Linked DNA regions of Homo sapiens: regions 2, 3, 4, 5, 6 and 7 are each linked to region 1. The links are chromatin loops, found by intact Hi-C in ENCODE. Cell type or tissue: PC-3. All regions are shown on one strand.

Region 1 (4,000 bases):
CAGTGTCTTGCTCTGTCACCCAGGCTGGAGTGCAGTGGCGTGATCTAGGCTCACTGCAACCTCCGCCTCCTGGATTCAAGGGATTCTCGTACCTCAGCCTCCTGAGTAGCTAGGACTACAGGTACACACCGCCACGCCCAGCTAATTTTTGTGTTTTTAGTAGGGATGGGGTTTTGCCATGTTGGCCAGGCTGGTCTCGAACTCCTGCCCTCAGGTGATCCACCCACCTCAGGCTCCCAAAGTGCTGGGATTACAGGCGTGAGTCACCATGCTTGGCCTGGTTCTTGATTATATCCGATTTGAGCACTGAGCAAAGCCTCCTAATCTCATCATGCCTGAATTCTTAGACTACCTTACCCCCAAATTTCAAAGATAATTAATTCAGTCATCCATCTCATCTTTGTTACGCCAGGATACCAGACAAATGCAATTCCTTTTAGTTAACTGTCTTGTCCAGTTCCCGTAATGTTCCGTTTCTTCTGCTGGTTTCCTTCTTAGTCTTGTCCATTATGCCTTATCAAAACTTTACATGGCAGAGATGGCTAGCTGTCCCCTAAAATTCAGCATCCCCTTTCACAGTGTAGAGATGTCAGTTGAATTTGGCTGCCCAGCCAGGAACCGCATCTTCCAGCCCTTCCTGCATCCAGATTATGCCATGTGACTAGTTTTCATCAATGAAATGAGAAAGAGATTTATGTCACCTCCCAGATGGGGTTTTTTAAAAGCATGATTGTTTTCTCTACTCTCTTCCCCTATCTGAATAGGAAGGAGTCTGTAGCTTTAGGGGAAGACAGAGCCACAAGATGGAAGGAGCTTGGATGTCTGAACTATTCCATGGAGAAAAGCTGCAGCCAACGAAGAACACCTGCAATGGACTCTTAACCTGGGGGTGACGACAACCACTGAAATGTGAGGGCTTATTCGTTAGCATTTGTCTAGCATTACCCTAACTGATATCTAATTAATTTCCTTACATCCTCAAACTTCTTGCCTTAAATTTAATCTCCTGCCTGTCCCCCAGGAGTTCAGTTCCCCTCAAGCTTCTGGAAGAGAGGCTGCTCATTCTTCCACAACAGCCTAGACACCATGGAGGCTGAGAGATGGTACTGGCATTTTCTTTTTTTTTTTTGAGATGGTGTCTTGCTCTGTCGCCCATGCTGGAGTGCAGTGGCACGATCTTGGCTCACTGCAACTTCAGCCTCCCAGGCTCAAGCGATTCTCTTGCCTCAGCCTCCCAAGTAGCTGGGATTACAGGTGTGTGCCACAGCTGGCTAATTTTTGTATTTGTAGTAGAGATGGGGTTTCACCATGTTGGCCAGGCTGGTCTCTAACTGCTGACGTCAGGCAATCCATCCATCTTGGCCTCCCAAACTACTGGGTGTGAGCCACTGCGCCTGGCTGTTATTGGCATTTTCTTAACTCCTAGTTGCATTGTTCAGACCACTTCACATGTGAAATTAATGCCATCCAACTTTTTTTCCTAGTTGGTGTTCCACACACAGATTGGCATTGACATTGTTATAGAGCCTGCCTATGCTCAGGGAGAGAATTTGAGGATGAAAGGGAATATTGGCATCAGTGTCTATGGCAACCTAAAGAAATGTATATGAATTTGCGTATACATCAAGCTCTCTAATTACCATGAGGAAAAACATGAATTCTTTCCCAGTCTGGTCCCTCTTATTAGTCTCACTTTTCTTTCCCCCATCCACCAACTGCATCATCTGTCCCATTTCCATGGGGTGTGTGGGCAGCTGAGGGAGATCCAGCATAAGACATCAGTGCTGAAAACCCTAGCCTGGAAACACCAAAGGCCAAATGAGACTCCATCACAGAATTTCTAACACATATATCCAAGGTGCAATGACCCAGTTTGTCAAACCTTTAGATTATGTGATAATTTACTGATGATTCACTTTAGAGATTTGAAAATAAAAGTACTTTTATATTTTTGTTTTTCTGAAAATGGTCCCAAAGTTCAATGATTTTCTTGCATATCTCAAATATTACAATGGGGTGATTTAAGGCCAGCACATTTTTGCAGGCTATCTGAAAAGAACTTACTTTTCCATAAAGCCCTCTAAGTTTCTTTGCCCTTATTAGATTTATAGCTGATTCTTTCAAAGCTGACTGTGACCTTGACCTGCAGACAAAAATAGCAAAATATAAATTTTGTGGAAGGCAGTAGCACTGTCTTTCTTGGATAAAGTCTGCATCTCCTACCAAGAAAAAATCTAAGAGGTATTGCCAAGCTAATGCACATGGTTAAAGTAACTGCCCCATTGCCCCTTTTCTTTCTTTCTTTTAATTTTTTTGTTCTAGGTTTACTGCACTTGCCTCTAGCAGTTATGGAATTCTATGCCACTCAAATCCTCTATCTGTTGCAAAAATGTGCATCCCAAGATGGTGCTCTTGAGCTGTGGTGCAGTATCTTCAGACAGACACTGTGGGTCCCACAATGAAGCAATGGAGAAAAAAGACACCACTAAAGAACCACCAGGGTGCAGCATTCCTGAGTGGCAGAAGCCATGCAGGAAATGGCAGTATGTACAGCTGGCACTTTGAAGAACAATGAATTCCTTCAAGGCTCTGTGCAGACATTTCAAACAGTGGATACCAGACAGGCTTGGCATAGCTTAGACTCAATTATAGCTAGAATTATTTTATTTCTGGGTAGGTAACTGAGAGAAGCAGGAATTGTGCATGTATCTCCATATGGTTTTATTTTTAAAGAATGAAATAGCAACAAATATAAACAACTGCTGTAACAGCAAAGAGCATAATTTCTTCTAAAATGAGGATTATATTTAGAACACTCCAAATGGGGACACACTGTCTGACAAGAAGTCAGAATATCGGAAAATGGAAGTGTCTTACTTAATTAAATAACCCTGAAGTAATTTAATATCATGAGTAGGTGAGACTTTTAAAAAGGGTTAAACAAAGGCATATCCCTAAGTAGAAATATGTAGCCCTATCACCTGCAAAATTGTCATAAATCTTTGTGTTTTATTTTCACAGATGCTGCATCTTAGTCCAGGGATTTTTAAAGTGTGGTTCCTGGAAGAGCTGGATCAGAGTCATCTGTGTTGATGGTTTAACATAAAGATTTTCGAGCCCCAAGACTCAAGTAGGACAAGGAATTTGAATTTTTAAGCAGCTCACCTGACTTGTCTGTCCTCTAATGTCTGAAGACATCTGACCTCTGCTCTTTCAGTAAAAGCAACAATGGTTTTATGAGCATTGTCGTCACATCTCTCCACTCAAGGGATCCTTCTCATTTCTCCCAGCTGAGGTCACCCACAGCTGCTGCTTCTAACTGCTGGCTTCCAGCCTGCTGTCTGCCAGCTGGCTCTACCCTCTCCTATAACACGGCAGAGAGTAGCTGTGGTCTCCTGCGTGCTCACCCTCTGCTCCCTTGGTCCTGCTCCATGCTTTGGTCCTGCACTTAAATTTTACAAGCATACTCTCTTTCTCTTAAGGTAAGCAACCATTTTAAATCTCAGCGGTAAACAAAACAAAAAATCACCAGGAAACTATATGAAATCAGGTTTTTTTGTTTGTTTTTGGTTTTTGGTTTTGGTTTTGTTTTTTTGGTGGTATTTTTTTTGTTTTTTTGTTTTTTGTTTTTTTGAGATGGAGTCTTGCTGTGTCACCCAGGATGGAGTGCAGTGGAGCCATCTTGGCTCACTGCAACTTCCGCCTCCCAGGTTCAAGCAATTCTCCTCTCTCAGCCTCCTGAGTAGCTGGGATTACAGGCACCCACCACCATGCCTGGCTAATTTTTGTATGTTTAGTAGAGATGGGGTTTCACCATGTTGGCCAAGCTGGCCTCAAACTCCTGACCTCAAGTGATCTGCCTGCCTCAGCCTCCCAAGTGCTGGGATTATAGGTGTAAGTCACCACGCCTGGCATCAAAGCAGGTTTTAACCAGCCTTTTTGTCCACTGATAACATAAAGGAGGTCAGCAGCAGCTAAGTCCTGTGCCAGAAGAGCTTTC
Region 2 (4,000 bases), 93 kb after region 1:
CATAGATATAGTTTTATATTTATAGATTTAGACATATATTTTAAATATTTCATCATATATTTTAGTTATTTCAACAGTGAGGGTGATATAAATGATATAGGGTACCTATTCTACCATACTATCAGAAATAAAAATTGCTTTTATTTTATTCATTTTCTCTTAAATTCATATAAATTCATTGCCCCCCCCCCCATTTAATCAGCCACTTAGAGGAAAAACTTCTATATCTGTTCTTTTATGGACATTCAAAGATTTTATTTTGTTTTTGTTTCATTTTTAGCAACAAATGCTTCTTTCAGTTTACAGGAAAAAAAACGGTTCTATTTGAAAGTTACTCTGACATGCTATTAAAGGCAGTGTGGAATTGTACATGGCTCCCATAACCTTTGTCTTGGTGTTACTACTATTATTGCAGTACATTTACAAGGCAAAAGATTTTGCAGATTGTAATTAATGTTACTAATCAGCTGAACTTAAGATAGGGAGATCACTCAGGTGGGTCTAATTTAATCAGATAAGCCCTTTAACAGCAGAGTATTTTCTCTAGCAAGTAGCAGAAGGAGTGATTAGATTCCAAGCAAGAGAAGGATTAACATAGTGTTGCTAGTTTGAAGATGCAAGGATTTGGAAAGCAGCCTCTAGGAGCTGTGACCCCTAGTCAATAGCCAGCAAGAAAACCGGGACCTCATTCCTACAACCACAAGGAATTGGATTCTGCCAACCACAAGAATGAACTTGGAAGCAGATTCTTCCCGAGAGTCATCTCCAGACGAGAGCACAATCCACCTGACAGCTTGATTTCAGCCTTGTGAGATGCTCAGCAGAGAATCCAGTTGAGCCTACCTGGATTTCTGACCTAAAGAACTATCTGCTAATAAATGGATGTTAAGTTTCCATGGTGGTGGGCATTTGTTATGCAGCAATAGAAAACTAATGCAGGCATATTTCCCTATCACCTGTAGCTTTAAGAAAAAACAAAACTAGTGATTTTTTCTTGAAGCTTTTTGTTCGGGGAACACAGAATGCCAAACAACAAAAGCTCACCTTCAAGAGATACATTGTGCCTATGACTATACTATTAAACTTTGAACAGAGAAGATAATGCAATTGAGTTTGCTATTGGCAAGCAAAGGTCAATTTAGTGAAATGTCAAATACTTTTCGGTGAAAAGGCAGATCATTATATCTGACACCAAGTCAGTGTTCTGGGTTGTAATCTGTAAACTATTGTCTTCACATAACTCTCACAGAAGCTGACTCCTCTCTGTCTTTTCTCAGGTTAAAGCCATGTTCTTCAGTGCTCACCTGTGGGCTCTGGAAGTGCCCTCTTTCCTTGATGAGGCTCTAGGTCTCTGCGGCAAAGTGGAGCCACTTTGCATTTAGCTACATGTTGACCTCCCTCTTCCTCCAATTCACCCTTAATTGCCTTTCTGGCTTCATTTCTGATAAATGTCCACACAGACCCTAAATTTGGAAGATATTTATTGTTGCCCAGACATGCCAGGTACTTTCCAAATTTCCAGCATTGTTCTTCCTTCCCTGCATGATGCCCGTTCTTCCATTTCCACCTGTAGAAATTGTAGTTATCATTCAATATTCAGCTCAGGTGTCACTTGCCCCATTTCTTGATTTTTCCAGGCAGAATTGGATAGTTCCTATTTTGTGTTTCCAAAGGCTTCAAAATAGCTTTTGCCCTCTGTTGTGTAATTGCCATGACATTAAGTTACTGACATTAAGAACAATGGCCTGTACGTCTATGAATCCCCAAAGCCTGGTGCAGTTCATTATTAGATGTTTGATCCTTGTTTGTGGAATTGAGTGAACCTAATGTGGCTCAGGCCCAGTGAGATAAACAAAATAATCAGGTGCAAAAAAGAGTTCTATGCAAAAGAATAGTTCTATTTTTTTAAATGTATGAGTCAGCATATTGCTCACTACTTTCTCTTTAATTGGATTGTGTAGCCTCAATGTTTCTCCCAAGTTTTCATAACCTGTGAGTCGACCACCATGCTTCAAAACCAGATGATTTCAACAGGTTCATCTCTCTGTCCTGTGCTATAACATCCTTACAATCTGATACACATCTACATACAAAAGCCTCATTCAGCTGCCTAAAAGTTGCTTTTACTAAACAACTCTCCCTCTAAAACCCCGTAATAACTTTCCATAGCCTAGAACTGCATGGTCTAATATGGTAGTCACTAGCCCCTAGCCATGAGCACAGCTTGAGATGTACCAAAAGTGTTAAATGTCCACTGGATTTCAAAGACATAGTATGAAAAAAAGAATGTCAAATATATTGATTTTATGTTGTGATGCCTATATTGGGTAAAGAAAATTTATCACTGAAATTAATTTCCCGTTTCTTTTTACTTTTTCTAATGAGGCCTCTAAAATTGTAAATTACCTACGTGGTTTGCATTTGTGGCTTGTATTATACTCTACTGGGATGTGCTAGCCTACAGCATAAAATCCCAGCACCTGAATTTTGTGCTGTAATTCACATCTGGCTGTAATCTCCTCTACTTGTCTCAACTCTCACATCCCACATATGAAATGTCCACCATGGCCAGTATTTTTTCAGAGATTCTGTGCTTTCTTATTCTTTTCTTCTGCCTATACTATTTCCTGGATGATCTTCTCTTTTTTTTTTTTTTTAATTTTTCTTATCAATATCTTATCCTCTCCTCCAAGCTCACTTTAGCTTCACTGACTGGAAGAAACCTCCTCTGATCCCACTAATGGAAAGGGATTTCTTCTAAAGGAAGGATTCTGATGTGTATTTATTGTATATTTATCTTGTCTCATCTATTACGTTATAAGTACTTAGAAGATAGGGACTATTTGATACACCTATCTGCATATGCCTTCACAAATAGCACAGTGACTTCCCTCAATAACTCTCAAAAATGTGCAATACATAAATTGAAGGGAAGAATTCTATTTAGAAAATAGGTTATAGGCTATATACAGATATGTGTGTATATATATACATATTCATGTATGTAAATATATATACAGACTCAACATTTCATAATTTAATGAATAGGGAAAGACTCAGCAAGATTTTGTAGGTCCTTAGAGAAGGATAAAGAACAAAAATCTTCAGAGAGAATCAACACTAAGAACATTAGGGCTGGAAGATACTGCAGAGAGCACTGCGCTCATTTCCCTCTTCTTACAGATGAAGGAGCTGAGGCTGGAGAAGTTAAGAGACCCCTGCTAGATAGGAAGGCACGTGAGAAGTATACTGCTCTGTCTCCTGTGGTAAGTACAGGACCTGATACTTAAGAGGTCAGTAAACATTGGCTGAATGAATGAATGAATAAATGATCAGTGCAAAGTAAACACATCTGGTGAACTCAAACTAGGCTACATAGCCCCTGATTCTCAGAATAGTAGTATTTTCATTCTACCATGTAGAGAGGGGAAGGACAGTTGGGAAGCAATGGGGAGCTATATTTAAAACAGAATTTCAGCCAACCATTAAATTAGCCATTTAACAGTTTTTCTGGCAATGGCATCTAGGCATATGTGGATTCACAATAGTTAATTACACCTTTCCTTCCTTTTTGAATGACCCTCTCCAAGTTGGTCAGTGCTGATCTTGCTGGCATTTTTCTGTGCAGAAAAGAGTATATATGTGTTTTCAATAATTTTCCTAATTATCAGTGATGGATTTTCATTGATCCCCTATCCTTTCGTGTCCTGGTCCCTTTCATACATTTATTTGTTGCTTGATATTTTACAGAGCACCTGTCTTATGTATTCTATATCATCAAATTTTCAAAGCAAACTTATTAGTTTTTATTAGCGCTTCCACTTTGAAATGTGGAGCCAAAGACTCAAAGAAGTTAACTTAAACTGATCAAACGTCACATAGCTAAGAAATGTTGGAGCTGTATGTGTCTTCTATATTATTTTCAAATATTATGATTGCTTCTCTGATTGCTTCTCATTATTAATTGTATTGGATAAGAGCACAGATTCATTATGCTGAG
Region 3 (4,000 bases), 110 kb after region 1:
TTCAAGGTAATTATGAAATGCAAGGTACAATGTATAAAAGTTGAAAATCAAGACAAGGTTCTGAGAACACATACAATCATCTATTCCTAGAAAATAATTAACAAGGAAAAACTACCTGAATATTAGTTCTATTGGAGAAAAGTTACCAGGTAAGATATAAGTTCTATAAGATTGTTATGTATTTTATCACATCTCAGACTTTGTTTCTGATGCTAAAATTAGAAGACCAACAAATGGTATATTTAAAAAAATTCATTAAGCCCATCTCAGAAACTGAACAAAAAGACTTGGGTTGGAAATGATACTGAGAAGTAATGGGAAGCAAACATAGATTCTATTCTTCCCCAAAGCTCAAATTACTTACTAAAATTGAGTAAGAGATTAAGAAGGCATCAGCATATTTTCCTCGCTGTTTTTTCCCCTTCCCAAAAGTTTTATATTCTAACTTTTTGAGAAGAAAAATAGAAAAACATTTAAAAAATAATTCATCATGAACAAGTGGAGTTTATCCCAAGGATGGTTTTACATTTGAAAATCAAATAGTGTAACTTATCAGAGTAACAGACTAAAAAAGAAAAACCATATGATCACCTTAGTAGATGCTAAAAAAGCATCTGAGAAAATCCAACGTCCATTTCTGATGAAAACTCTCAGCAAATGAGAAATTGAAGGGAATTTCCTTGATCTGATAGAGATCATCACCAAAAAACCTGCAGCTAACATCATACTTAATAAGACTTAATGCTTTCCTCCTAAAATCAGGAAGAAGACAACGTCTGTTCTTACCACTTCTACTCAACATTGTTTTGAAAGTTCCAGCCAGTGCGATGGGCAAGAAAAAGAAAAGACAGATTGGATAGGGAGTGGTAAAACTGTCTTTGTTTGCAGATGACATGATTACATAGAAAGACTGATGGAATTTATAAAAATGCTACTAGAATAAGTTAGTGAGGTTGCAGAATACAAGTTGAGCATATAAACTCAGCTGTATTTCTATATACTAGCAGTGATCAATATGAATTTCAATGTCATTGCAGTAACATAAATGTGTGAAGTATTTAGGAAATAAATTTGACAAAGAATATGCAAAACCTGTACACTGATAATTAAAAAGCATTATCGAGAGAAATTAAAGATGCATGTATAAATGGAGCAGTATAACTTGTTTATGGGTTAGAAAACACAATATTGCCAAGCTGTCATTTCTCCTTATATTAATTTATAGATTCAGTGTAATTCTACTCAATATTCCAGTAGGCTTTTTTGGGTAGAAATTGATAGGAGTTCTAAAATTCATAGGGAAATTCACATGGGAAGGCAGATATAGGTATACAGATATAAACAGATGTGTGTGCGTGTGTGCATGTAAATATAGATATATGAGAAGGTAGATACAGTCTGGGTCCAGTCAAGAGAGGGAATCTGTACAGTAATTAAAACAGAGAAAATATAAAGAATTACTAACTATAACAAGGGATTGGAGCAACCAGGGGTAAAGAGAACTCTACAGGAATAGCAGCTATAAGGAGCAGCTACGCTTTTGAATGCTGAGGCAGAGCACCCGAGAAAAAGTCCCACTCCTCGCCCCTCTGCCACCGCCTCAATAAGGTTGAAATACAGAACTAGACAGCAAAGGAACTGGCTGCAGCACTGGTGTAAGTTGCTTGAAATCCACTTTCTAGGGTGCCAGAGGAGCTGTTCATAGAACGTGTCTCATCAGAGGCACTCACCTATGAAAATGCCCGAGGACGTATTGCAGGGAGCTTGTGGCCACCTGGTGATGCCGGCCCCTAGAAGAGCCTGTCCAGTGCACACACTGGAACCCAGAAGGGAAACCCTTTCCTCTGGTAATATCTCTCCGGCGCCCTCTACCGACAAAGCTCAACATGCTGACAGCTCCAAAGGGAAAATATTTAAAGGACCTAGGTCCATTTTCATGGAGCAGGCAAAAAATGCATTTGGAGCTGAGAAGTAATAAAACATTAACTGGCACAAATAGATAACAAAGAGGCATAAGGACATTTTAGGGGGAAAGGGTGATGGATATGTTCATTATCTTGACTGTAGTGACAGGTATATACATATGTCAAAACTTATCAAATTGTACAATTAAAATATGTGCCATTTATTATATGTCAAGTCTACCTTAATAAAGCTGTTAAAAATGTAACTGGTCAAGCACAGTGGCTCACTCCTGTAATCTCAGCACTTTGGGAGACTGAGGCTGGTGGATGGCTTGAGCTCAGGAGTTGGAGACCAGCCTGGGCAACATGGCAAAACCCCATCTCTACCAAAAATACAAAAGTTAGCCAGATGTGGTGGCAGGCGCTTGTAGTCCAAGCTACTCAGGAGGCTGAGCCAGGAGGACTGCTTAAGCCTGGGAGGTCAAGGCTGCAGTGACCTGTGTTTGTGCCACTGCACTCCAGCCTGGGTGACAAAGTGAAACCCTGTCTCAAGAAAAAAAAAAATGTATCTGAAAGTCTTCCACTACTCTCCTAACAGAAGCAACCCTTGCACTGATTAAAGGTTTAAGCGGAAGGTGTTTGTATCTATATGTGTGTGTGTATATATATATATATGCATTTATGTATTATTTTTTCATACCAAGAGCAAAATTGCTGACCATTGAGGACTCTTCCTCAGGGTGAAATCCCCTAGGGGCTCTACCTTCAGATCCACAGCTCAGGAGCCCAGTTTGGCTGGGGAAGCTCACCTCCATCTGCCTGTTCAGTGGGACCAAGAATTTAAAAACCTTCCTTGCCAAAATCCAGTAGCTCTGGAGCCAAGGCTGGACTTCCCCGGGGCCAGTCTTAACAGATACTTGGTGTTCATGAGCTCCAGCTGTCTGGCTGCAGCACAGCACTCCTTCCCTTCCTCTCTGGCCATGTCTTGCTTCCTGGGTAATGGATATCCCTGGACCCTCATCGCTCTCCTTTCTGGGAGGACCTGGTCCATGGCTGCTGTTCATGAGAGGTGTAGATAATACACCATGTTACCACAGTGTGTGCTACCTTTGCAGTCTTAGAGCGTACTGACTGCCTTCCCTTTCTCACTCCCCAGTCTTCTTTATGTCAAATAGCAATTCTGCCTTAATTTAATATTTATTTATTGCCTACTATATGCAAGCATTGTGTTAGCTATGAAGGCTACAACAAGGGACAGTGCAGACATAGTCTTTGCCTTCATGGTGCTTACCTTTTAGGAGAAACTGCAGAAAACATAAACAAAAATCCCAACTTAGCTGGACTTATATAATGGTCAAATGGACATAATATAATGATTTCTCTCTCAACATGCCATGTCATTCTTCAAACCAGAATTACTGTAAGCTCCTCAAGGGCAGGGACCCAGAAACGATGGACTACAGTGATGCCATTTACATATACACACATTTACATACAAAATATTCACCTCTTGGGATGACTTTTTGATAGATGAGGGCTTATTAGAGAATTGGTTTGATTTTCCCTTAGCCTACTTCAAATTAATCTGTCAAAAAGTAATTAAAATTGTTGTTGTTGATGAAATATGTAACTGTGGCCTAGAGTCTATACATTATTTTATTTCCCTGCCACTGTCACCACTGCCATCACAAAATGAATTTCATACTAGATGTTTATTAAAAGGCAGCTAGAGTGTGCTGGAGGTTGGGTGGTGAGTTGAGACATGCATTAATTATCCATTAAATCAATCAATGAAACATGCTTTTGAGCATGACTCTGTGCCCAGGACCAGGCTGGTTCTGTAGGGATGAGAAGAGCCATGTAAGAATTCAGTTTTGTCCTTACAAACCTCAAATTGTTAAATGTGAAAACTAGCCAGTAGAGGCCATTTGCTTTGGAATGGTGGTACTAAACCCAAGGCCAAAAGAAATCAGAAATGAATAGTGTTTGGGTCTTACAGTCAAAGGACTTTCTGTGGAAGAGCTAGGCTTTATAGGATATTTAGAAAATTGAAAAGTTGAAAGAAGGGTTTGGGGAGAGTGGATATAAGAGAGTAA
Region 4 (4,000 bases), 750 kb after region 1:
TTAATTGGCTGAAGAGAATTATGTGCAACGAAGTCTCATGGCAAATGGAACAGAGTGCTTTGCAGGGACTTGCTGGCTCTCTGTTAAGATTAGGGGTCCCATAAGTGGAAAAGGTTTAACTCCCTTCCTGAATCTCCAATATCTCAAAATCAGTAAAGAAGACCTTCACAGATGCCCTGATCTTACAAGAGAATGTCATAGATGATTTCTCCAGAGTGTTTTTAATGCACTGCAATTACTAGTTACTGTTTGGGCATAGTTACGGTACCTGCTAGACCATAAATAGTTAATGTCGATGGGATAAATCCAGTAGCATTATTATAAATCTGTGCTGAATGGTTGAGTGAAATGTCCCTAAAATCTCCTAACTCCTTAGATTCCAAACCATTCCAAATCTTATTAAGCATTTATTATGTAAACAATATTTTTAAGCCAAAAACATTCTGAAAGTCTTTTTATTTCTGATGTAAATGTTCAACTCTCTCCCTTGTTCCCAGTTCTCTTTCCATTTTCTCTTTTTATTCATTAGTCTTAAAAGCCAGTCACTTTTTTAAAACTTACTGGAGTGAATCCATCTTTTCACTGGGCTCTGACAGATAGAAAGGCTTAAAAAATGCAAAGTCCTCATGATAGGACATCTGAGGAAAATATATTGTAGATTTCCTTCTGAATGCCTTCTTCAGTATGAAGAGTCCCAAGTAAAACATTTCAAGTACGCATTGGGAGCATATATACATTCAGCTGAAGACAGCTTCCCTCCCCTTTGCTCTGAGAGCATTTCACTAAAGTCTTCTTAAGTTGGATGCCAGTATGATGTTCTGACACAAATATATGATTTTAGCATTTGACTTAGAATTAAGCTTGTATACTGCCAGCATTAAATATATGAAGTATTTACTTGATGTCAAATTAGAAAAGATCATTTATTTTTAATGATCTTCAGAGATGTGGCCATTTATTTTTAATATTCCACCTTACTTCAGATGACTAGGTTCAAGTAAGTGCTATTTCCCTTAATCTAATTCTTTTTCAACCTGTATCTCTTTTATGCCAGAAGCACTCAGTGATTTCAAAAGGAACTCCTTAAGTTATAGTAATAGTCAGTAAAATGGGAAACAATGTTGCTGTCAAGATGCAAGATTTTTCCCAAACAGGACATTTTGGCCTCCCCACAGCCACATTCTTGAATATTAGTCCATTTTCTCAGACTTTTATGATAAACATTTAATTATTGGCTGCTCTGACTATGGAGTAGCCATTCTTTTATTCCTTTACTTTCCCAAGAAACTTGCTTTTACTTTACAAAAAGCAGAACACTCAATTATTATCTGTCACTGTGCTTCTTAATAGTAACCCTTATATTAGCATATAAAATGGTTTGATTTAGAAAATATAATAATGAATTTTTTGAAATAGAGATATCACTGGGATGATCTCTCCAAATCAATGGACAGTACTTTTTAACCATAAGTTCAGTGACAACTCATGACAATTTATATCCCCCTAGAAATATGGTATCGAGATGTCAGTCTTCAAATTAAGAAAAAGAAAAATCCGAATCATAAAATTAAATATCTATATCTGATGACTGTTTGAGCTTGGCAAGACCACCACCAGGGGGAGCAAGTTACTGGACAAAGGAAGTGATGTACAGTTTCAGAATTTTAATAGAAAATCCGGCTTTTAAGAACAAAATGATAGCACAATTGGTAAGAATAAAAGAAAAACAAGATGACTCAAAGTCACATGAACTGCTAACTCTCTAGTATCTTATTAAAATAACATTGCTTCACTTTAGTTTCTGGAGTGAGTTGCTGTGACACTACCACAGTTATGTTTTCTTTGTAATGTGTTTTTCCCAGTGAAGTATCCTATCTTCTACAGCCGTTATGACCTACGTGCTGACAGCACTTTGTAAAATGCAAATGACCTTACAAATTTAATGACGTAATACATATCAGGTTCATGTAATTATGGATAGAAAAAATCTGGAAGTTGAGAGGGTCTGCCTGCTTGACAGGCAGTATATGCAATATATTTTACATGTGGGAGGGTTAATTCATACATTTTTTAAGACACAGTCTTCAAATATTTTACATCTGAATTAAGGGAAACTAACTTACTAAAGGAAACAAATAGAGTGTCTTCTAAGCAAGCTGTGAGCAAGTACTTTTAAATCCCATGACGGAAATTATTTGAGAAATCCTTTGTGATGTAAGAAAGATTATTCATAAAGAAGTTTAGCAACTGTTTACAAATTCACAAGTCATGTTAAGCTATATAACTTGAAAAGAAAACCTTTTGAAGGAAACAACTTGTGTCAGTGTCATTATGAATATTTTACATTGATATCAAACAGAATAAAACCCATATTTTATTTAACATGATCTATTTATTGATTACATCTGGGTAAACAATTCTAAACAAAACAAATATGACCACATTATCCCATGTCTAAGAAGAAAGGAGAGCATTCAACACATAATTATTCTAATATAGGATTACATAACATAAAGTGTTATGAGAAAGCACTGTTTGCAATGGGAAAGTATGATGGAATTATAACTTTGGTTAAGTATTTAGGGAAGTCTTCTCAGAGGAAGTTTTAATGTGGTGGATACTAAGAATTATCTAAGTGAATCATGAGAAGGGAAACTGGGAAGAAGAAAGAATAGTCCAGTTAGAACTGTATCTTTGGGAACTGTACAGACAGGAGATCTTGACATATTTGAGGAACTGAGAGATTCCTATTGAGTCTGGAGTTGAGTGATCAAAGGGATGCAGGTCAGGGTAGGTGAAAGCAGGAGAACTAAGGCAACTTACAATTCTATAGGAGCCTTATAAGATACACATTTAAAATTTTAGATATTAATCAGAATGTAATGGGGCTTGGAAGAGTTTTGTACTGGAAAGTGACATGATCTACATTATGTTTTGAGAAGGTTATATTGGCATATGTGTGAAAAAAATTAGAGTGGAAATAGAAGGGATACAGGTAAACTTATTAGAAGGCCTTTGTGGCCATCCTGGTAAGAGATAATGGTGGATGAAATTGTGGTGGTGACACTAGAGAAGAAAATAACACACACACACACACACACACACACACACACACACACACACACGAAGTAGAGTCAAGAGGACTTGTTGATGAATCTATAGAATGATGGAGAGGGAAATGACAAGGCTAAGACATGCCCTTTTTGGTTAAAACAAAGACTGGGAAAAAGCAAGTTTTGCAGAAAAAGATTAACAATTCATGTTTCTAAATATGTGAATGTTGAAAAGTTTGTAATAGTTGTAAGTCATCCACATTGACATCCAAGATGCCAAGTTACTCATATATTATGGCCTCTGCTCTTATATACATGCATATGCAAGAAATAGGCAATGTAATTGGACTGCATACATGGGAGTTATTGGCCATGAAATGGTCATTAAAGGCAAGAGAGTTGACAATGACAAGACTAATCAAGGATAGAATGTAGAGTGAGAAGAGGGCCTATTACCCAATGTTGAGAAACTTGACTATTAAATATTTAGAATAAGTAAGAAGCTGGCTACAGAAGTTGAAAAGGAGGAGACATCAAGAAAAGGGGAAAGCTAGAACTGTGATTATTTCACAGCTAAGCAAAATTATTTCTTAAATGTTAAACTTTTGTTGCATGTTTTGGGATGTTTTGTTTTTAATGAGAAAACTGTATCCAAGAGGGTTGAAAATTATGGTAGACCACAGTGACTTTATTTAGATTTATTCTTTCCAATCAAGGATATTGGTTGTGTATTTTCTCTGGGAAATAAGAATTTTATCAGTATTGTTCATTGATCAATGATGAAAATGTGGACTATACAGATACTCAAAGCCAACATTCTAATACTCATCATTTTGCTAGTTAGAAAATAAATTAAATACATGTACCTTAGATTAATGTTTTTTGGTTTCATACTTCTTGAAGAACAGTAAAGATTTGAAGAGCTATAATGGCTTTGAGTCCTGTGC
Region 5 (4,000 bases), 350 kb after region 1:
ACCAGAATTAAATGAGTTAATATGAGTAGAGCTCTTTGGACATTGTCAGGCACATAATAAAATTTATTGCAAGTGTTTCTTAAATAAATTATTTAAAAAAAGTATCATACTCCATATTTTCAATATCAAACTAGTAGAGCATTTATGAGTATCATTCTCAAAGTGATGCTGACTTCACAAACCATGTATGGCACAAAGGGATTCTATTCCTGTTGTACAAGGTTATTAAAAAACAGATATATACATAAACAGAAACATAAATATATACTATTTACATATGTACAATGTATATATACATACACATTGTGTATATATATACATACATATACATAAATATATGTATATGTAAATAAATATAAATAAAATTTACCTCCCCCATGCAGAGTCAAGTTAGGCAAAGTGGTCTAAAGTCAAATAAACTCTTCAACCATTTCTTAATATGGACATAGCTTTCCTTCATAAAACTTCAAGAAGAAGAAAAATAATCTACTGGACCAATGCCAATTAATAGTAAGACACCATAATGGAACTTCCATATGAGATTTAGAGAGGTTCATTTATCCTATCTACATTATATGAATTTCCATATGTAATCTTTTACTCTACTTTTGATAAGGGTTAGCTACTATGAAATGTTTTTTACTTAGATTGGTGACTTTTAAATGAAGTTACTAATATCTTGCTTTAATTGCACTTCTGCTTAAAGGTTAAGATAACATTAAAACTCAGAAACAAACATTGATTCCAGAGGCAGCAAAATTTGTCAACAATTAAATTAGATACCAGAAAATATATACAAAAGGTTACATTTTTGCTAACTTGAAACAATTAATGTTGAATTCACAGAAAGCCTAAAATACAGGATTTTTCTGAATGGTAACAGTTTAATTTATAATGAAAAGTTTAACTAGGTATTTTTGTTTTGAGCTCCCCTCACCAAAAAATGGAAAGGATTTAAATGATTTGAAATCTATGGCTTAAACAATTTCCTTAACTTGACTTGTTCTCTCTTTTAAGCTATTCACCTGTACTTAAAATAAACTATTATTCCATTACCAAATAATAAGTCTTCACTTAATTGCAATCATCTCAGAATATGAAAATATTGGGATAAAGTATTTAGAAATCCAAAAAATTCATCCATATAAAAACCAATGAAATATAGAAATATTCACATAATTTCAATGTTCAAACACAACTCTAGTGTTACTGCTCATACTCTATTCCCAAATTGGAATCATTTTTAGTAAGCATTCTCTCCTCCACTAGCCCCTTTTACTAGGAAGTTACCTTGAGAATTATTTTATTCATGAAATGAGGGTGCCTACAATAAATAGACCATCCTGCTAGACATGTCAAGAGCATCAAATAAAATTCACTTCAACTAAAATTTCCATAAGACATTTCCCCTTTTCTAAAAAATCCTAAATAACTACTTTTGTTAACTTGTTCATTTATATATAATTGCTTTTTTAAAAAACGTTACTGTTTCTGAGATTGTAAAAATAAAGAGACGGTAAGATTTAGGAGCAAAATATTTCTTGTGTTCTATGAATGCGAATTCACTTTTTCAGTGCAACAAGAATATTTGCATTTACTCATAAATGAATACTAATGACAAATTCAGAGCTGGCATTACTCCATAGAAATCACACACAGAAAGCCAGAGCTAGAAATCATACAGTGCACAGATAGTTATATTACTCTAAAGTATTCAGACAAAGAGCAAGGAGATTAGAGTCAACATCAATTCTCTGAAGTTGAGTCACATCTTAACGACATGGTGGGATAAGGATAATTGTAGAATTTAGGAGGGAAACAAAGTTGGCTGGTTAATATCTTATGTGATTTCTGAGTCAACAGCTCTTTGTTGACCACCTACTCTGGGCAAGATGCTGCTTCCCTAAGTAAGCCACTGCTCTACAGTTCTATTTACACTGTGTAGGAGTAAGCTTCCTGCTTCTACCAGAAATCCTCCCTTTTTGTTTAAAATAACAACCCAGCTCAACTTTGCATATTGTGTGTGTTCATGTGCTCAATAAATACTTTTTGAATGAGTGAAAATTCAGTGAGTAAGAAGGTTATTCATTCAAAAACATCTGTGTATGCCGGCAAAAATGGTGAGGACAATGATAAAAGCATAATGAAAACACTGGGCAACACCTCCTCACAAAGATGTCAAAGGGAGCAACTTCAAATGTTAAAATTTAAGCATGAGCTCTGGCTCAACCTAGAAACCAGGATCCCAGTACTTGCTGTAATACTCCATTGAATATTGTGCTCATAATTTCCCATGTAATTTGCTTACATACCTATTTGAAAATATTTTTCTCAAGTAATGATGTTTCTATATGTTTTATTAATTGAAAAAAGAGTGTTTCTAAAAGGCCAGAGTAGCTTGGGAGAGGCCAAAGCAGTTTTCTTTTTCACTGTTAAAACACTGGAGGCGGTTAAATTTAAGCAACAGTTTCCTTCCCATTGCTATGTGTCTTGTAATATCTTCTTGTGTCTCCATCAGTTCACTGGTGAATAACTTCATATTCCTGAAGTTAAGAAGCCTGCCCTGATGCTCATGCAGTTACTTTGAGCAATGACCAAACAGAGAGAGGAAGGTAAGTAGTATTGTTTTCATTTCTTTAAAAACTTCACTAGGAGGAAACCCCAAGGTAACAATGACAACAACAAAAATCTATTGCAACATAATTGATAGCAATAAAACCTTTTTTAAAAAATAATCATTTTTGATATTCATATTTGTAATCCCCTTTTATTATCTTCAACTTTTTCTTGAAAAGACCTTAATATATTTGAAATAAATTATAATGTGTAATTTGTCTAAAGCTCTGAAATATGTAGAAACTACTAAGTAAAACCTTTGAGAAGCACCAGCTGTTTATTACTTCTAGCAAATCAGTTTAGAAAGGAGCATTAGCACAGAAAGAAGGCCCACCCACCCACTTTCGCCCCCACCCAACCCGACCCTGCATGCTATTTATCAGACCAAGTTTACATAAATCAGAGAAGAGTTACAGTGCTATTAAATGTATCCACGAAGTAATATGACATAAAGCACTTTGCAAATATTAAATCTCTCCCCAGTGTTTTCTAAGAAGAAACTGGTATTCGTATTCGGAGACAGAGAGGAGAGGGGGAGAGAGGGGAGGGAGGGAGGGAGAGGGAGAGGGAGAGGGAGAGGGAGAGGGAATAGGGAGAGAGGGGGAGAGAGAGAGAGAGAGAGAGAGAGAGAGAGAGAGAGAGTGAGTCCCACCGGGTGAAGACAGGGTAGACCACGAATGTGAGCATCAGCTCCCTTGGGTGGGTGCCCTGAAGCACTGAAGTAGGGAAGCGGAAGAGTAGAGGAAACCCACCAAGGTGAAGTGACTCCGGAGTTGTTTGTTTGCTGGGCGCTTGGAACCTCCAGGTAAAGACATCCACCTTAAGCTGGACGCTCCTTGCAGGTTGCCCTAAACCAAGGTGGTCGCCCAAGTAACAGGAGCAGGAGTCTCAGCGCTCCAGTGAGTAGCGACAGCGACCTCTCAGACTTGTTTGTAGTAACAGTATGACCACCCTTCGACTGCATCCATCCCGCGCGCGCGCGCGCGTGTGTGTTGGGTGGGAAGAGATGCATAAAGTGGGGCTGTGAGGGGTGTGGGGGGGGCCAGCTGGGAAGAGAAAACCCCACCCACATGTTAACTTAGCCTTTGCCTGTTCTTTGCCTGCCCTCTGCCTGTCCTCTGCTGGGGCCTCGCAGGCCCCCACTGTCCCAAAGCTGCCCTCGCGCTCCAAACAGCTCCACAGCCACCCCAGAAGTGACCGAACGCGAACCCCTAAACTCTGGCGAGCGCAGTAAACGCGTGTTCCCTTTCTCCCTCAAAGAGAGCGCTACCCAGCGCTCTGGGAGAGACTGAGAGAGAAACAGACAGGCAGGCTGACTGACACCTTCTGTCTAATTTTACCCCAGGAATTGCCCCCGCCGTTTCTCATCTCGCACTAGTTTAAC
Region 6 (4,000 bases), 310 kb after region 1:
TAAATGTGAGATTAAAAGAAGGACATCTGGAGAGCAATGTGTAATAATGAAAATTCTTCACAAACATTTTAGGGAGCAGAGATGCGGGGTACAATTATTTTGAAAGAAAGAAAAAATTATTTCATTTTCTGGGTAAGCTTCAACTGTCAACATTTGCCAAGAATTTGTGAGCAAAGGACTGTCTTTCTACTCTCCTTTCTCGTCTTCATTCCTATAGCATCCTTACGGGACATCTTTGGTCCTCCAATCCTTTATCTCTTAGTAAAATCATTTTATGTCTTCATTATTCATAGTTGAAATATATTATGACAATCCTTTCTCAATTAAGAGTGAAAATGTTACAAACTGAATATGGATGAACAACTTTAATGTTACTATTGTGAGTTGTTTGCCCACATTTAAAATGCTCTTAGCTTCTTTTATATAACTTAAACTTGTGTAGTTATTCTTAATGAATTCTTGAGACTAATTTGGCTCCTGGAAACTCAAAAAAGTTTAATTTGTTTAAACTAAGATGGACTGAATACTGCTTTTCTAAATACATCACTTTTTAAAATCCATGACGGAGACTGGCAGGTTGGATGGATTTCTGCACTGGGGTGTAACCAGGTTTCACCAAGTCCGGCCTCAACTCTACCTAAGCTTTCAGCTCTAGCTTTTATATATATAATATTTTAGTAGAAATGGATTTTGGAGCCTTTACTAAAAGTATTTCAGGATTCCCAAAGATTTTTTTGTGATTTCAAATAAATAAGGTGATTAACGCATGTTTGTCCCAGATATTTATACTCTCCTTCCTCAGTCCCCCCACCCCCACCTCAAAAGAAACCTGCCACATTTTAGCTTCACTGGTTTCCTATTGATTTAAAGTCTGGATTCTTAACCTAGAACTCTCATGGACTTAGGAGGTCCAAAAACCTGAAAATTTGTAAGCAAAATATATCATACTGTGTTTGCATTTTTTTTTTTCTGGGCAGAGTGACTATGGCTTCCACCTGATTTAAAAACAATTTTTTTTTACTTCAATATGTTAAGAACCACTAGTTTAAGAGAATATAAGAAAAGGCTCTGCAGGAAGAAGAAAGTACTCAAGGAAAATGATTTTTCTTACAGGGGTTTTCTCACGTTGGTACTTATCAGGGCACATTACATCATACTAAGAAGACAAACATCCTAAAGAATTTGGACCAACATTGGTGCTGCAAATTTGGATGTGCTTAACTTAAATTCTACTATAACACTGTCTACTTAAGATTATTTATGAAATATAATGCATGCAATTATTTCTAAAATATCTACAAAATTAATCTAGCAGCTTTATCTATTGAGCCTGTGCCCATAAATCAGAATGTGATTTTCCATATCAAGCCTTCAGGAAGACAAAGAAAGATAAATTTTATTATTTAAAAAATGCATGTCACTGAGGGAGAGTTTATAAAACCACAGTAATGACTGGCTGCAGTAGTGGTGTGATTCCATGTGGACCTCAGAGAAGAGAACTAAATCATTCAGGACTTCCCCATTGCTTCCATATGCACAGTCATTTCTCTGTAACTGATACAAATGTCTCTGGGAGAAATACAAGATGTCAGAAGTATTTCTGACTGACCTACACTCAATTAGCAATTACTCAAAGGTCAGTCAGAAAAGAAAGAACTACATCAACACCTGCTACTTATAAGGAAGCAGTTAGAAAGATGAAAAAGATAATGAATTCTTTCTATATGGTATCATATATTAAGAATTTGTGATGTTTTCTTAAATATCTAATGTTGACATCATTTTCTCAAGCATACTAGGCACAAACACAATTATGAATGTAGGAAAAAAATCCTTCCATTTTGTTTAAAGGGCTACCACAGAAATAAAGCAGTAGTGTTCTCACAAAGCTTTGTGCTGCATAGTAAGTGCTGTGATTCTAGAACTCTCACATTTATTTTTCATATAAATTTTTAATGCCTCTATACAATACATTTATGTAAAATGGAAGCTCCCTCTAGTGGCAAAAGAAGCTTTATTTTGGATTTGAATAGCTGCTTCCAAACCACCCTGATTATATCAGCGATTCTCAAACTTTTTGGTCTTAGAAGCTTTTGTTTCATGTAGGTTTTATTTATTACTATTAACCATATTAGAAATTAAAACAGATTTTTAAAAAATCATTCATTTAAAAATAGCAAAAATGAACTCATTCCATGTTAACACATAACATTGTTATGAAAAATAACTGTCCTTTCCAAGCAAACAAAAACTGCAAGAAGAGATAGATTGTTTTATATGTTTGAAAAGTTCTAGTGTCTGACATAATAAATGACAGCTGGATTTTCATAAATGCTTCAGTAGTCAATCTTTTGCAAGATGTTTTGGTTGATGTATATTTTTAAAAGTTAGCTCTCACATAGACATAGAGTTGAAAAAGAAAGGAGTAATTGAATAGCTTTTTAAAATAGCTGTGGGTATTTTTCTTTAATACTACACCAAAACTTGACAAGTAATCATTTCTTAAAGATTAGTTGCAATGTGAAATCTGAAACCATATCAATGTACTCTATTACATTAAAATTCACTGGCCTATCTTTCACTTTGAATGGATCTCTTACTAAGCATAAATTTTACCATCATGTACTGGTCATTTTGAAAATATTGCACTGAGTTCTGCAGTTCTCCTAAATGTTGACATATGTCATTATTTAAAAATCATATTCATTAATATCACCACCCACCTCATCAGGAAAGTCTTTACATATTCAGAAGCAGTCATACTCAGAGTGGCATATACAATTTTCTAATACTTTTTTCTAATTCTAAAATTCAAGCTTTCAAGTAAAAGTTCAAATTTGAAAACAAATATTGTCAGTTGTTCTTTTGAAGTGACAGACTCACTATGTTATTTTTCAGAAAATGCATGTGAAATACCCAACTATGAATAATAGCAGCTTGACAGTTGTTCTTTCAAGTAAACATGATGTTCCATGAAAAAGTGGCTAGTTCAGCTAGCAACTCAAAGGACCCACATGAACTTTTCCTCAAGACTGCCCTTGTGCTTGGGTATGCAGTAAAAGTATCTTATGTGTACTTTTCATTTCATCACACAGATTATTAAAAAGACCATGCTCAAAAGTTGAGATTTTTACTGCTTCATCAAGGACACTCTTAAGAAAAGTTGCCTTCTCCTTCTCCTGTCTCTTCTCCTTCTCTTCACGTGAATATGTGGCAGTAAATAATACAATCAGTCTAGTGCCACTTAGATTTGATTCATGCTAAGGCACCAGCATCTTACTCACCACTGATTTTTGCACCATCAATACAAATCTCAACACAATGAAACAGACAAAGAGCACCTTAATATTATTATGGGACTCTCTTGACAGTGACTAGAAGATTTCAGGGGTCCATGGACCACAATTTGAGAAGCAGGATTGACATAATACACTGGACTACATAATGTTGAACTGAGAGACCAACTGGTTGGCATCTTGAATTAACAGACATAAACACTTAAGTTCAGAAAGTCCAAAGTCGCATTCCTGTACAATTACCATTGCATTCTGCCTCTAAGAAAGTGCTTTAAATTCTGGGAGTCTTTGCCTGAATGTAATTTTTTAAATAATTATGACTATTAAAAAATGTTCAACATATCCTTCTATTCTCATAAGGGTCCAAATTTCAGTTTAGTTTTTTTTCTCATTTATTCAGGGACTATTTAAGGCAAAGCTTCTGTAAATGAAATATACATATATATATATATATATACACACACACACACACACACACATATATATATATATAAAATATATATTCTTCATTCCTACAGCATCCTTAGGGGACATCTTTGGTCTTCTCATCCTTTATCTCTTAGTAAAATCATTTACATATAAATTATTACATATATATAATCTATAAGCAAATAATTTTTTCACTGGATTACAAATAGTATATAATTTTGACCTAGAATATATCTCAGAGCCAATTTTGAATTATAACATTACTAAAACATTGT
Region 7 (4,000 bases), 1.9 Mb after region 1:
TCATAGTCACATGAAAAGACTAATACACCTCTCTTACCAACTATATATCTGTGTGAGGCCAAATTGTCTTTATATACTTCAACCAAAACAGAATATCACAACAGATTGAATGCAGAGGCAGATGAGAATCTACCTGTCTTCTATAAAGCCAGGCATAAGAGAGTTGCAAAAATGCAAAACAGTGTCATTTTTGTCACTAATTTTTTTAGTTTGGGAACATAGTTATTTTTCATTAAAAACATATTACTTATGTTAGTAGGTAATATTAGTACTTTTACATTGGTAAGTAATGGATCTATTACTTTAATGGATAAGTAGTGGATCTTTTAAATTAATTAGTAAATGTTCTAGAACCTTTCTATATTTAATGCAATAAGTATCAATAGATATGACCACATAATTAAAAACTCTTGATGTGTTCTCAATAGTTTTTAGAAGTGTAAAGAGTTACTAAGAAAAAAATATTTGAGAATCACTGAACTGGTATATTGAATTGGTATATATAAGACTAATCAGAATATATATGGTAACTAAAGCCATAGACAAGAGAGAACATTATTTTAAGTAATCTTCAATAAGAAGTTAATTAAAACTATTACTAACCTGTGAGTGGTAATAGTTAAGAGGATTTAAGAGAAAGGAATTATAAAAGAGAGTTCCTTGAAAGCCAGGGAAGATAGGAAAATTCTAAACACTTGAAACTAACTGAAGGGATAATTGAGGGACATCAATTTCACTATTTTCTCTAAGGTCAAACTTGGTATTTAATAGATGTCTCTTCATGGTGAAAGTAGGAACAAGCAAAGGCATGCACCTGAACAGCTTGATTCAAATGGCCACATTCCAGGCCAATTAAATACTTCTGAGTTTCTTAAATAAAATGTACAATAACCAATCAGAAAGACTGTGCCATTAATTAATTTGCTATGACAGCTCAAGCCAAGAAATGGACAATACGGAAATGGAACATTAGAAAATTTAATTGATAAAGAATTTGAAAATAACCTTTATAAACAAAGGTAAAAGAACTTGGATTATTTTTTAATGACAGTCTTTCAACATTAAGAAGGACACCACTGATTTGATTTTATTTGAAAACCTAATGAAAAGATGCATGCTAAAATATTTAAAAGGGCTCAGGCTAGCAACTACAAAATTGTATTGACACGCTGAAATATTATAAAGTTAACAACCCCCAAAGATCAAAAGAATAACAAACCAGCATCTTAAATGTGAACATTTAAAGAGCAAATGGTAATGCTTGTAGGTATCTTGGAGTCCTGTGGGTGTTGATCTGATTTTACACTGTGGTTCATCTAGATTGGAATGTTTAGCCCAATCTCATATTCAGGGGTAATGGCAAGTAAAACCCAGTAAAGCTAAGGGAAATGTTTTGTCCCATGAATCTTCCGGTTAAAAAAACACACTAATCTGTGTGACCAAAAGCAGCACTATAGGTCTTCACTTTATTGAATGCTGGAAAAAAATAATATTTCTGCTAAAGGCAGTAATCTTTAGGTCATTGTGGAGTTTTGTTTTAAGGTGTACTTATGTGTGCCTGTTTGTGAGCAACGATTTATGTTGTGTTTATCAAATTTATATACATACATATTCTTTCTTTCTTTTTATCCATTTGGACACATAGAACCTTAGGAATCTGTGAAGCATCACTGCTTTCTCCCTTACCCACTAGACAATCCACATTATCCACTCAAGATGCAAAATTGCCAGGAAACAAACCCTCTGTGGGAGCAGGTCATTTCATACCATAATAGCTCAATGACACCCTCTAGTGGGTAGTCTCCATGCTGTAATTTTGAGGAGGAAAAAATTGCTCTTAGTTTCCACTTTATCCTCAATTATAATATATGGCATTTTGAGAATTTGCACATTTCATAAGAAAAACATAACTTAATGGTTAATATGTTCTCAATGAAGACTGAATTAAAAAGCAGAAATTGAGTATCTAAGATGAACTTAGAATCATAAAAAATATACAAAAGCAAACTGACCTCAGAATGGCAAAAGAAGACTCCTCCTCAGCTGTAACGACCCACTCAGAGTCCCCAGAGATGGTTTTGACAATACAACTTGACTGCCATGACCAGAAGTATCCCTCCTGCAGAGACACATTTAAAGTAAAAGCAAGGAAAAGTTTGTTATAAACACCGCTAAATCAAAAAGGCTGCATAAGAAAGAGAAAGAATAAAAGGAAGATATCTTTCCTTTGTCAATACATCTTTGCTACAGCAAAAATTCCAGATGAGTTTTCTTTGGTCGGTAGATTAGAGAATACACCAACAAGCTAAAAAGAAATAAGGGTCTATAAATAGTTCTATCTCAGATAGCGGATTGAAGGCCATTTGTGAACATGTTCCTACACAATTTGCGACATGATCCATGAGCAAGTCCAATATTATGCCATCATTGTGGGAGTCAATGGGTTAAGACCCAGAACTTAATTGTCTATAGTTTGGGCCATTGAAAAACTTAACGCAGATATTTAGCAAAGCGTTCTGGAGCAGCGCAGACCACACTCTCAGAACGAGATTTCTCTGGGGCACACTGTGCAGGATCCCACAGGACCAGCTACAAAGCTATCAGCATGAATGAAGCATTATCGGCAGCCCCTTCCCAAGTAAAAACTGCAGATTAATATCAAAACCCACTGCATGTCTGTTCATTTTAAATGTCTGTCGTCATTTCTACTTTTCTTAGTGAATATAGGTTCAGGATTTCAAAACTATTTTTTTGTAAATTGGTCAACTTAATACAAATAGATGTCTGAATTACCAAAACCGGATTTGACTCTTCAATATCAATTTTCTCGTTCCCAAGAAGGAAACAATTTTTGCATCCCTTTTACTGAGTTTTATTTTAACCTGGATGTGTTTCATAATATATTTCATATTCCAGATTAGTGGGCAGAAGTTCTGCCCACTGTTAGTGCAGTGCAGTTTAGCATGAGAGGCAACTGGTTATTCCTCTTGAGTCAGAAGACTTGATTTAGAGGTTTGGATCATAACTCTGCAAATGACAAGTTGTGTGGCGTTGATGGAGTAAAAAAAAATCATCCTTGATGCTGTTTCCTTGGCTGAAAAATATAGGGGAAATAATCCGTGATTGTTTTACCTCAGAGTGTACTAAAGGATTTACAAGATCACTTACTTATGCAAAAGCACCAAGTGTATAGTACCCAATTGGTATTTTTTTTAATGTTTGATGAGTTTCTCCTTTTTAATAGGTATCTTGAGTTTTATCTAGTAGTTTTTTCTTTAACAAATATTAAAGTGAAAGGGTTTTTCTCCCAGTTATTAGTGACAAAATGAGAGTGAAGCTAGTTTAGTGCAGGCACCCAGAAACTTTTCAAAATGAGTGTGTCTCCTTGCTAGTCCTTGCCCATCCCCCCTTTCCCAAACACAGTCCTGTGTTTTTTTTGTTTTTTTTTTTTCTCGGAGATAGGATGATGACACATTGGTTCATAACAGCAGCACATCTGCTGCATATTATTGTGAAGATGTCATTGGAAGCCCAAGAATCTATAGGAATTGTTCAAATCCTTTGATCTTGAACCAGAAATCTTTCTTTGCCATTACTAAATAAAAATGTATTCCAGTTAGACTCAGAACCATGAAATTTGATGTGACTTTATACTTGAAAATGTTTGCCTTCAAAAAAATTTTTTTAAGGAATATACATATATTGTTCAGTTGTTGTCTTTTAGGAGTCTATCAGTATCCACAGGGAAAACGTGTAACCTGGAAGAAAAGAAATTCCCACTAGAAGAGAAAGATGTACTTTCTGTGGTTGATTATTTTTTGTATTGGTATTTGTTTCCTAGGGCTGCCAGAACAAAGTACCACATGCTGGGTGGCATGAAATAACAGAAATGTATTCTCTCACACTTCTAGGGCTAGAAGTCTTAAATCATGATGTCAACAGGATTGGGTTCTACTTGAAGCTTTCAGGGAGAATCTGTTCCATGCTTCTCTTATAGCTT

Evidence for each region. Hi-C counts contacts between places; a loop is a spot of excess contacts. Peaks named below come from ENCODE experiments on the same cell type or tissue, not always from the same donor. Only the 100,000 strongest peaks of a DNase experiment are listed, where the experiment ranks them.
Region 2: it touches region 1 in a loop (4-fold over the local background); 10 of 110 quality-filtered maps call a loop at or near these places.
Region 3: it touches region 1 in a loop (14-fold over the local background); 53 of 110 quality-filtered maps call a loop at or near these places.
Region 4: a loop joins it to region 1, with 7 times the contacts of the local background. A loop is called at or near these places in 5 of 110 quality-filtered maps.
Region 5: it touches region 1 in a loop (14-fold over the local background); 8 of 110 quality-filtered maps call a loop at or near these places.
Region 6: it touches region 1 in a loop (12-fold over the local background); 25 of 110 quality-filtered maps call a loop at or near these places.
Region 7: it touches region 1 in a loop (7-fold over the local background); 13 of 110 quality-filtered maps call a loop at or near these places.

The regions. Positions count from the first base shown.
Region 1 is chr6:113,992,579-113,996,578 of GRCh38, forward strand. It overlaps HDAC2-AS2 (HDAC2 and HS3ST5 antisense RNA 2), which reads left to right. Exons shown (of 10, transcript NR_125845.1): 3 at 765-909; 4 at 3,022-3,482. Among named protein-coding and RNA genes, the nearest start is that of HDAC2, 23 kb to the left of the region's middle. RefSeq lists a silencer at 3,167-3,461 and an enhancer at 3,730-4,000. In PC-3, a CTCF peak has its summit at 2,452 (motif pointing right); DNase peaks (open chromatin) are centred at 2,463 and 3,293; H3K4me3 peaks cover 346 bases; H3K27ac peaks cover 1,517 bases.
Region 2 is chr6:114,085,754-114,089,753 of GRCh38, forward strand. The region is part of intron 3 of HS3ST5 (heparan sulfate-glucosamine 3-sulfotransferase 5); the gene reads right to left. HDAC2-AS2 (HDAC2 and HS3ST5 antisense RNA 2) reads left to right here. Exons shown (of 10, transcript NR_125845.1): 5 at 3,184-3,266. Among named protein-coding and RNA genes, the nearest start is that of HDAC2, 120 kb to the left of the region's middle. In PC-3, no CTCF peak of the experiment used is centred here; no DNase peak of the experiment used is centred here.
Region 3 is chr6:114,106,709-114,110,708 of GRCh38, forward strand. All of the region lies in intron 3 of HS3ST5 (heparan sulfate-glucosamine 3-sulfotransferase 5), which reads right to left. The region is part of intron 5 of HDAC2-AS2 (HDAC2 and HS3ST5 antisense RNA 2); the gene reads left to right. Among named protein-coding and RNA genes, the nearest start is that of HDAC2, 140 kb to the left of the region's middle. In PC-3, a CTCF peak has its summit at 1,865 (motif pointing left); a DNase peak (open chromatin) is centred at 1,833.
Region 4 is chr6:114,746,489-114,750,488 of GRCh38, forward strand. No RefSeq gene overlaps it. Among named protein-coding and RNA genes, the nearest start is that of LNCPOIR, 200 kb to the left of the region's middle. In PC-3, CTCF peaks have their summits at 1,612 (motif pointing right) and 1,814; no DNase peak of the experiment used is centred here.
Region 5 is chr6:114,338,004-114,342,003 of GRCh38, forward strand. The region is part of intron 1 of HS3ST5 (heparan sulfate-glucosamine 3-sulfotransferase 5); the gene reads right to left. It overlaps HDAC2-AS2 (HDAC2 and HS3ST5 antisense RNA 2), which reads left to right. Exons shown (of 10, transcript NR_125845.1): 10 at 2,519-2,726. Among named protein-coding and RNA genes, the nearest start is that of HS3ST5, 3.0 kb to the right of the region's middle. In PC-3, no CTCF peak of the experiment used is centred here; a DNase peak (open chromatin) is centred at 1,908; H3K4me3 peaks cover 2,815 bases; H3K27ac peaks cover 1,712 bases.
Region 6 is chr6:114,302,505-114,306,504 of GRCh38, forward strand. All of the region lies in intron 1 of HS3ST5 (heparan sulfate-glucosamine 3-sulfotransferase 5), which reads right to left. The region is part of intron 9 of HDAC2-AS2 (HDAC2 and HS3ST5 antisense RNA 2); the gene reads left to right. Among named protein-coding and RNA genes, the nearest start is that of HS3ST5, 39 kb to the right of the region's middle. In PC-3, a CTCF peak has its summit at 2,006 (motif pointing left); no DNase peak of the experiment used is centred here.
Region 7 is chr6:115,894,952-115,898,951 of GRCh38, forward strand. No RefSeq gene overlaps it. Among named protein-coding and RNA genes, the nearest start is that of FRK, 160 kb to the right of the region's middle. In PC-3, CTCF peaks have their summits at 1,797 (motif pointing left) and 1,997; no DNase peak of the experiment used is centred here.